Linked DNA regions of Homo sapiens: region 1 is linked to region 2. The links are chromatin loops, found by intact Hi-C in ENCODE. Cell type or tissue: PC-9. All regions are shown on one strand.

The links. Hi-C counts contacts between places; a loop is a spot of excess contacts. Peaks named below come from ENCODE experiments on the same cell type or tissue, not always from the same donor. Only the 100,000 strongest peaks of a DNase experiment are listed, where the experiment ranks them.
Region 1: a loop joins it to region 2, with 4 times the contacts of the local background. A loop is called at or near these places in 3 of 110 quality-filtered maps.

The regions. Positions count from the first base shown.
Region 1 is chr6:100,294,785-100,299,784 of GRCh38, reverse strand. No RefSeq gene overlaps it. Among named protein-coding and RNA genes, the nearest start is that of SIM1-AS1, 96 kb to the left of the region's middle. In PC-9, no CTCF peak of the experiment used is centred here; DNase peaks (open chromatin) are centred at 2,364 and 2,834; H3K4me3 peaks cover 1,084 bases; H3K27ac peaks cover 4,278 bases.
Region 2 is chr6:100,226,828-100,231,827 of GRCh38, reverse strand. No RefSeq gene overlaps it. Among named protein-coding and RNA genes, the nearest start is that of SIM1-AS1, 160 kb to the left of the region's middle. RefSeq lists a silencer at 2,571-2,660. In PC-9, no CTCF peak of the experiment used is centred here; DNase peaks (open chromatin) are centred at 727 and 2,727; H3K4me3 peaks cover 1,312 bases; H3K27ac peaks cover 1,005 bases.

The sequences.
Region 1 (5,000 bases), 68 kb before region 2:
TAAGTTACTTGTATAAATCAATGATTGAAACAAGTAATTACTTGTATAAGGAAAATGATACCAAATTTTTGTCACCTTAGTCTTATGCTAAGTACCATCATTCTGCTTTAGCTGAAATTCTCATTATGAATTACATTTTGGCTCATTTTCTAGTGTTAAGTAAAGATAAATTAATGGCAAATATGATTTTTTAACTTTATTTTTTTGCCAGGTAAAACAATAGCAAAGTAACATTTTAGCACTCTTCAAAAGTAGTTGGTGTCACAGATACTTGGAAAAGAACCTAAAGACTACCTAGAAAGTTCTCATACAAGGGGTTTGAACAGTGATGAACTGTATCTAGATAAATCCTTATTTTCTTTAGTCATTGGGAAAATATACCAATATAATCTATTTCTTGGAGAAGCCAAGAGTCCAAAGATTGGGTGTATTGTTATCTATGAGATATATTGTTGCAGGTTAGTGCTAACACCCTAACCGATATGGCCTAATGTGGAAAGGAAAGTGAAAACATTGTAGAAGAGAAATAAGTACAGCCTAAGGCTCTGTGAGAGGCACACTCTCCCTATCAGCACACCAGCTTCCAGCCTCATTCATTTCTGTCTTATATATTACAGATGTTCAAAAACATATGTACATACAAAATACATACAGGAAATTTGCCAGAATATGCACACGTAAGATTCAAGACTGGGTTTTAATCTGAAATACTGCATTTTTAAAATCTGGAATTCTGGAAATACTGTGTGTGTGTATGTGTTTCTTACATGAAAGAAATTTCCAAGGGATTATGAACACACACACACACACGCACACACAATTTCTGTACTTGTGAGAAAGTCATATGAGTGTATAATGCTTATTTAAAGGCAACAAAATTCATTTTGAATTCATATTTTTAATCTCAATTCTTAAAATTAAGCATATTTTAAATACTTTGAAACAAATTTCTCCCTGCATTTAAGGTAATTATTTTTGACTATATGCATGTAGGTGGCCAAAAATTGCCTGCTTTTTTTTTTTTTGGAGATGGAGTTTCACTGTTGTTGCCCAGGCTGGAGTGCAATGGTACGATCGCCGCTCACCACCTCTGCCTCCTGGGTTCAAGCAATTCTCCTGCCTTAGCCTCCTGAGTACCTGGGATTACAGGCATGCACCACCACACTTGGCTAATTTTGTATTTTTAGTAGAGACAGGGTTTCTCCATGTTGGTCAGTCTGGTCCCAAGCTCCCAACCTCAGGTGATCCGCCAGCCTCGGCCTCCCAAAGTACTGGGATTACAGGCCTGAGCCACCAATCCCGGCCCCGTTTTTGTTTTTTGTTTGTTTTTGTTTTTGTTTGTTTGTTTGTTTTGAGACAGAGTCTAGCTCTGTTGCCCAGGCTGGAGCGCAGTGATGCAATCTTGGATCTTGGCTCACTGCAACTTCTGCCTGTCAGGTTCAAGCGATTCTCCTGCCTCAGTCTCCCAGGTTGCTGGGATTACAGGTGCACGCCACCACACCCAGCTAATTTTTGTATTTTTAGTAGAGACGGTGTTTCACTGTGTTGGCCAAGCTGGTTTCGAACTCTTGACCTCGTGATCCGCCCGCCTTGGCCTCCCAAAGTGCTGGGATTACAAGCGTGAGCCACCATGCCCGGTCCCTTTTTTTTGTTTTTTATAGACTTTAATACAATGCATTAAGTTTGCCAGACATTCCATTCCTCCTAATTGTGAAGCTTCTTGATGAAGAGGGAGTGTTGGGGCATGGGGTATTCTTTGAAATTTTTTAATAAGTATTGACAAATTATTTCAAATATAATCTTACGGAGCAGTGTTTCATCTATAGATATAAAAATAGATCTATTTGGCTTGCTATTGTCATGTTAATATTTCCTTATATTTTATTTCAACTGCTAAAACAATATGACTAATCAAATAATATTCTATCTTAACTTAGACATTGAGCACTGGGCTCAGGCTATGCCTATAAATCACACACACAATTGACCTTTTAGAGATCAGGTCCTATTGATGTGAGATATCTTATGAATAATATTTTATATTAATAAAATAGTTAACTAGAAACTGACATCAGCTTTATACATCAACATAAGCAAAATAACAAATATGTTTGAAATCTACATATTTTGTAACTTTTAATTAGTGTTCCAAATCCTTAAGCCTTGCAGAAAACATTCATCTCTGATAAGAGTATTTCCCACCAAGTTAATTTATCCAAATTAAGGTAATCTCTTTTCCTATTTTCTTTTACTTGACCAGTTTGGTATTTACAGATTTCTAGGGTATTAACCTCTCAAGTTTCCATGTAGAGAATGTACTTCCTTTCTGCTGAAACAATGGACCTCATGACTCAGTGTTTGCTTTGATCCTGAGTTTGATTTTATCTAGATCTTGCCGCTAGTATTGTTTTGATTAATGATGTGACAGTGCAGAGATTCATTCTCACCATTATTCCTGTTTACTTTCCTCATGTTAAAGTATCTGAGTATAGAAAATCTGTAGAGAAAGAAATTGCGAAAATTAAGAATTTTAGTAAGAGCTCTAGAGCTGTATATCCAGCTTCCTACTCAACACCACCTGGATGTCTAATAGGCTCCATAGACTTCACATGTCCAAAGAGATCTTCTGATTCTCCAGCCCCACAACACTACATGCAACTGAAACCAATAACAGAAAACCTCCACATCCCCTGTGTTTCTTCAGCTCAGTACATGGCATCATCGGCCACCTACTCCTCAATCTCAAATTTCATTAAACAACTCTGATTCTTCTCTCTCTCTTATTTGTAACATGCAGCCCATTAGTAAATTAACTGACTCTTTGCCAAAGCACATTATTCTGACAGCCATTACACCAGTCTGAGTCACTATCACCTCCAGCTTGGATTATTACAATAGCCTACTAGCAGTCTCCTTACAGTGTTTCATAATCTAGCTCTTGCCTACCACTCTGACTTTATTTACTATTAATAGATTCTATTTTTTAGAGTAGTTTTAGGCTCACAGCAACATTGAGTGTAAGATACAGAGATTTCCTATATAGCCCCTGCCTCTACACATGCATACCCTTCTCATTATCAACATCCTTCACCAGAATGATGAACCTGCACTAATGCATTATTATCACCCAGAGCCACAGTTTACATTAGGGTTCACTTTTGTGTTGTAAATTCTGTGGGTTTGGACAAATTTATGATAACATGTATCCAATATCGTAGTATCATGCAGAGTAGTTTCACTGCCCTAAAAATCACTCTTTTACATTGTATTATGCCTCTTTTTTCCTCATACCTCAGCCGCACTCACCTTTGGTCTTTTCCTCTAACTTGGTAAACCCCTTCTTGCTTTGAGGACTTTGTACCTGTTTTTTTGGCCTGGAGTGATTGTCATATTGTCACAAAGTCAGATTCTTCCCTCTATTTACATCTCAGCTTAAATTTCATCTCCTCACAGACCATACTGACCACATAATCTAAAACAGTGTTTTCAGTCACTAAATATTCCCTTGCTTTGTTTTTATCTTAATAGAATATGTCTAACACATATTTTCTTGTTTATCACCTATAAGTTAAAAAAAAAAAAGAGGTGCTTTGTTTTGTTTTATACCATATTCCCCAAGTCAGAAGAGGCCCCAAGTCAGAAGAGGTATGTGGTGGGTGTCCAGCGAATGAATTATTAAATAGATAATAATAACATCCTGGAATCTATGGTCCTAGTGTGCTGAAGCTTGTGATTTATACTTCACAATCTATGGAAACCTTCTACCCTCTCTCTCCCCTAGTGACTATTTTGCCTTTTTTCTCTCTCATTTTCCCTTTTCCTTCTTACTGCATCTATACTTCACATTTCTCTTTACACAGCTTCTTCCTCACTCTACTTCACTATCATTCCTACTCTTCTTCTCACTCTTTGCCCCAAACTGGACATAAAATGTGCCTGATAATTCTTTTAAAAATATTTATTTTACTTGTTGAATAAATCTTTCATTTCCTTGTTCTTAATTTAAACAGCACATGAGCTGAATGTTTTATGTTTCTCTAAGAAAAAGCTATATACATTTTTTTTATTACTTCTGTATGTTGGTGATCCTGGAAAGATGGGGAAAATCTTCCCTACTCCTGCTTCTGTTCTGTTTTAAAGGTTCAAAGTCAGTGTGGCGATTCCTCAGGGATCTAGAACTAGAAATACCATTTGACCCAGCCATCCCATTACTGGGTATATACCCAAAGGAGTATAAATCATGCTGTTATAAAGACACATGCACACGTATGTTTATTGCGGCATTATTCACAATAGCAAAGACTTGGAACCAACCCAAATGTCCAACAATGATAGACTGGATTAAGAAAATGTGGCACATATACACCATGGAATACTATGCAGCCATAAAAAATGATCAGTTCATGTCCTTTGTAGGGACATGGATGAAATTGGAAATCATCATTCTCAGTAAACTATCGCAAGAACAAAAAACCAAAACCGCATATTCTCACTCATAGATGGGAATTGAACAATGAGAACACATGGACACAGGAAGGGGAACATCACACTCTGGGGACTGTTGTGGGTTGCAGGGAAGTGGGGAGGGATAGCATTGGGAGATATTCCTAATGCTAGATGACGAGTTAGTGGGTGCAGTGCACCAGCATGGCACATGTATACATATGTAACTAACCTGCACATTGTGCACAAGTACCCTAAAACTTGAAGTATAATAGTAATAAATTAATTAATTAATTAAAAAAAAGGTTCAAAGTCTTTTGAACGGCTGTAAGTCTGGAGTTTTACTGGAAGAGAATCGTTCTCAGGAAGAAGAGGTACTTAATGAACATTGAAAGTAATCTAGAAATCAACTTCCCACTCTCCTCTCCCTTTCTGGGGTCCACTTCCTAGGGCTAACTACCTGAGACATGAGGATGAGAAGCTGGAGGAGACTCAGAGGGCACCTCAATGGAAGACAACTGTGACTCCAATGACCCAAAGCACACATTGTCACATCC
Region 2 (5,000 bases):
TACAATGGTATGTACAGTTTGTGTGTGTGTGTGTGTTTAACATGAAGACCACCAAAAATGCTAAATAACCAAAATAAACTACTCTATAAAGCTGGTTTTGAAAAAGGAATTTTTTTTTTTAAAAAATTGATAAACAGCTAAACTTAAATAATCACTTTGCTTTTTATTGTATTAATAGATCTTATCTTCAAAGCAAGATGAAATTTGGTGAAATTGTCTAGATAAGTCCTAAGGAAAGGTTACTTGTGTTCATTTGCCCTGACAAATAATGCTTCGTCTGCCCTGCCAAGTATGTGGATTTACTTGTTTGATTGATTGATGGATTGCTTATATTTTTGACCATAAAGCTATTGTTTTAAATCCTCAGGAAAATTTGACATAATCATATAAGCCAACTATGGTTTCCGGAAATTTGCTTTTCTTTAAAAAGAAATTGAAAGTCATTTGGTGAATTCTTTGTTCTAAAAATGGCAATTCAGACAGGAAAATTCTGGGATTGATTTTAGATCATGCTTCAGTTCTACACTTTTCTTTGCCAACAGAGACTTGGTTACACTCCACCAGCCTGGTGTTGTGTTTTGGAACTTGGAACATCCCATCATTGAGAGTCATTACCATATATTGCTCCGGGAAATTAACTGTGTAGCTGTCAGTAATTTCCAGGAAAGCTATCCTACTCACTTTCCTGCTTTGAATCACCAGGCAGGTCTGTGATTACTCAGGCCCTAGGCAAATGTTTCTATGATGAGGTCTATTCTATAGGGAAAGTGAGGAATGGGGTTGGGTCCATAAGAGTAGGTTCTTCCTTAAAGTCATGTGATAAGCATCAGCCAAACCATCTCCAATACTGCTTTCATTTCAAACTTTAACAATCTTGGATGCAACTGGAAAGTTGTTATTTAACCCAATTACCCTTGGAGGGACTGGTCCTCTGGATGAAGGCAAGAAGATACACGATCAAATTAACAGTAGCAAGATGAGTAGCAGGAAGCTACAGTCAGCTCATTCAGAGAAGTAAAGATCTAATCAAGTACCATGTCAGCACGGTAAAGTTAAAGTGTATTTGGAAAGACCCACCAATGCCAAGGTTTCCTTGCATAAAATATAGCACAAGTTCAGGCTTCTAAACTCTACATACCTCTGACCTTTGGCTCTTTTATGTCTCTATTTTTCTGGCCTGACAGACCACATGCCAATGTGCAACCCAGAATCCCTCACCCTTGTGATTTATGGCTTACAGCTGCTTCAGCGTCTCCACCATGGCAGCTGCTTTTCAGATGTCTTCAAACCAGAGGGAGAGTGTTAATGTGAACTTGAGTGGCTGCAGAAGAGAGGAAGAAAAGTTGATGAAAAAATCATCTGAATTCAGCCCCAAAGCTTTCCATTGATCTTTGCCTTCAGGGCCAAGCAAAATGTTTGGTTTATTTCATAAGCTAATTAGGTGTGTGAAAGGCTACTTGGCATTTACTATTGACTGAACCCAACAAAAGTGATCACCAGACTAGGTAATCAATAAGAGATCGATTACAAGCGTGTGATTGGATTAGCCATTTGATCAATGCTGTGTGCTAATATATTAACAAGCAAATTACCGAGTAGCCCTTAAGAGCAGAATGCTGACTCTGATTGCATTACAAACTAGTGAGATCTAATGACCTACCAAGTGCAAGGGTTAGTTATACAAATCAAGACCTGAAAGTATTTTTTTCCTTGAAGATTTCTCCCCCTCCAAAGAAAATGCTTTCTTAAGTGAGATTCAAATTAAATTACAATTAGCAAGCAGCTGTACTGAGACACCTAATTTCCAAGTAGATATCATGAATGAGAAAGAGGGCTTGGGAACTCCAGATGAAACAGCCTAGAGACTTTTAGGAAGAGCTGGCTAATATCAAAAAGGGAAAAACAAAAAAAAGTCAGAATAGTCACTAATATTTCTCTAATGAAATTTTGATTCATAGTTTCCCAGTTTGGATATATCGAGCTCTTCCATGATAGACTCTAATGTCGCTTGATCTTTATTAAAACTATGTATGTTTTTCCAGCTCCCATTTTGCAGGTAACCTGTTATGTAACTGCTTCAATAGCAGAATAAACAATAGATGTGTGTGTGTGTGTGTGTGTGTGTGTGTGCGCGTGCAGGATGAAGAACTGTGGCTAGTAAAGTACCCTTTTGAGAAAAACAAAAAATTACAAGACAGGTTAGTGCAAAAGTAATTGCAGTTTTTGCCATTTTTTAAAAAGTAATGCAAAAACAGCAATTACTTTTGCACCAACCTAATACAATGTGGAGTGAAGAAAATGTTCTCCACCGTCTAAGTCTTTAGAACTTGTTTCCATTAGCTGATTCCATAAGTGACCTTACAAGAGCAAAACCCCACAAAACAGAGCTCCTCTCCAACCCTGCTTTCCCCATGATTAGGTGAAGCATTTGTTCAATTGATTGTGCTCTTTCAGATTCCCTAAGTGGAGACCAGGCAAGCCTTTGCTCACTTTCCCTCTTAATCCTTTTCCTTTGAAGAAACATTTTTTTTTCCCCTTTGCCTCAGGGAAGCTGAACCGATTAGTCTGAATTCTCCAGTGTTATTTGCAGATGGAAAGGTCTCCCCGGGCCCGGAGGCAGAGTGTCAGCCCGAGCGGCGGCGAGGCCGAGGCGGGGCGTGCTCCCGCGGTGTGGAGGCCGGAGCCGGCTGGCAGGCTGCGGCCTCGTCCGGCCTGGGCGGAGCAGCTGACAAAACAGCCTGCCTGGCTGGGCCGCCAGGGAGGGTGGGAGGGGAGAGGCTGTCAATCAATATCACGGACGCGCAGGAGGGAAACGGAAGATCTGACGGAGCCCTGTCAGTTCCGAGACGCCAAAGTGAACCAAGATTGGGTTTGCCCGCGGTTGGGGACACCTGGTACTTCAGGGTTAAGTGTTTTGGGCACTAGGGGCGCAGGCAGATTTTCCCCTACTTGATACACGTTTGGTGGGTTTCAATTTTTATACTTTAATACATCCGTTTCCGTACCCAAATAGCTAATTCAGTGCCATTGAGAGTACCTAGTGACATTTTTATGAGAACTCTTTTTCCATTTGACTTAAAACTGATGGTAGGAAGTGATCGCAGATGACAGTCCTTTCAGATCTATTCCTTTGTGTTACTCCTTTGTGTGAAAAGCCCCATTCTACGTTTTAAAATACTTTCTGTGCCTACAGAAGCATAAAGTACAGGAAGCTAGCAATATACAGTCACAGAGCTTACTTCTCTTTAAATGAAACGATGAAGTCATCACGTTTATTGTTGATAGAATCTCAACTCACAGTTTACCTCAGGGTGAAGTTCTGTGATAAATGACGTATCTTTGGAATCTGACGAAGCCTCAACTACAGTGGCATATGGTGTAATGATAAAATAATGCTTTTTTAAATCATTACACCATATGATATGGTGTATCATATCATGCTACAAAATGATATGATTTTGCTACAAAATGAGTTATTTCAGTCATCAATGATTACATTCATGATGAGGAACAACATACTTTGAACCAGCAGTAAAATCTCTTCTAATTAATCTTATGTTCATCAAAAACCTCAAACAGAGCAGTTAAAAGAATATCCCGCATCTCATAAATGCAAGTCAGGTGACTATAATGCTATAAACCACTTATTGGAGTGTTACTGATTAATGCCTCTGACATTATTCTACCCTTCTCCTTCTGTAGTGTTATTAATTTGAAGATAGCATCATAAACATTTCTCCACAAGAACCAGCTGTATGGCTCTAGATGATAATGATTGTAATTATTTAAGATAGAAACCAATGGAGGGCAAGCTTCTTGCTTATCACTGTGCCTGATTTAGTAACATGCTGGTGTGCAGGAAGAACTGAGAAGAGGAAGCGAATGATAACAGGCAAAAAAGAAATTTGTTCACATTCAGTAATTCATTTGGGGATTTGTGACTATTTCACTTGGGACAAAAACAAAATCGTTAAGTGACTTGACAAACATAGATCATTAGAATCTATTACACTCTGAACATCATCTAAAGTATATACACTTTCCAGTCCATAGTTTCTTTTTTTAAAAAAAAGTCAATTTTATTTCTAAACTGTCTCATTTTACCTATTTCCATGTTAAATTTAATGACAGTTGATACTGAAGATTTAATGTGATACTTCTCATCAGTTTGCAGATAATTGTTTTGTAGAATATTACAGTGTCCTTTGGCTTTATCCATACCTTATACAGCCTGTTGTTGACCTTCTTCAGTGTGAAAATGAAGGGTATGTTGTTTTGCCTACTTTCATCCACAGAGGATCATTCCCAAACATAAGTGGTATCATTCTTGAAAGCTCCAGTAGGCAGGATTATAACTTGGTTGCAATAGACAGCTCAAGTGTTATCCTGTGAAAGGCTGATGTTTAATGAAGATGAAAAAGCAGGGTTGCGTGGTTAGCTGAAGCATGCATGAGTGATGTGGCTTACAAGAAGAAAGAAAAATGATTCTAATAAAAAAACTTTATTAAATACCCATTAGGATGGTTGTCACTTAAAAAAAAGTAACAAGCGTTGGAGAGGATTTAAAGAAATTGGGAACCTTCTACACTGCTGGTGGGAGTGTAAAATGGTGCAGCTACTGTGGAAAACAGTGTGGAAGATCCTCAAGATTTTAAAAGTAGAATTAGCACACGATCCAGCAATTTCACTTCTGGGTATATACCCAAAAAAATTGAAAGCAGGGGCTTGATCAGATGTTCCTAGCAGTATTATTCACAATAGCCAAAAGTGGAAGCAACCCAATCTGTCTATTGCTGGTTGAGTAAATAAACAAAATGTCATATACTCACACGAAGGAATTCAGCCTTAAAAAGGAAGGAAATTCTGACACATGCTACAACATGGATGAACCTTGAGGACCTTACGCCAGGTATAATAAGCCAGTCACCAAAGGGCAAATATTGTATGATTCTACTTATATGAGATATCTAGAGTAGTCAAATTCTTAGAGATAGAAAGTA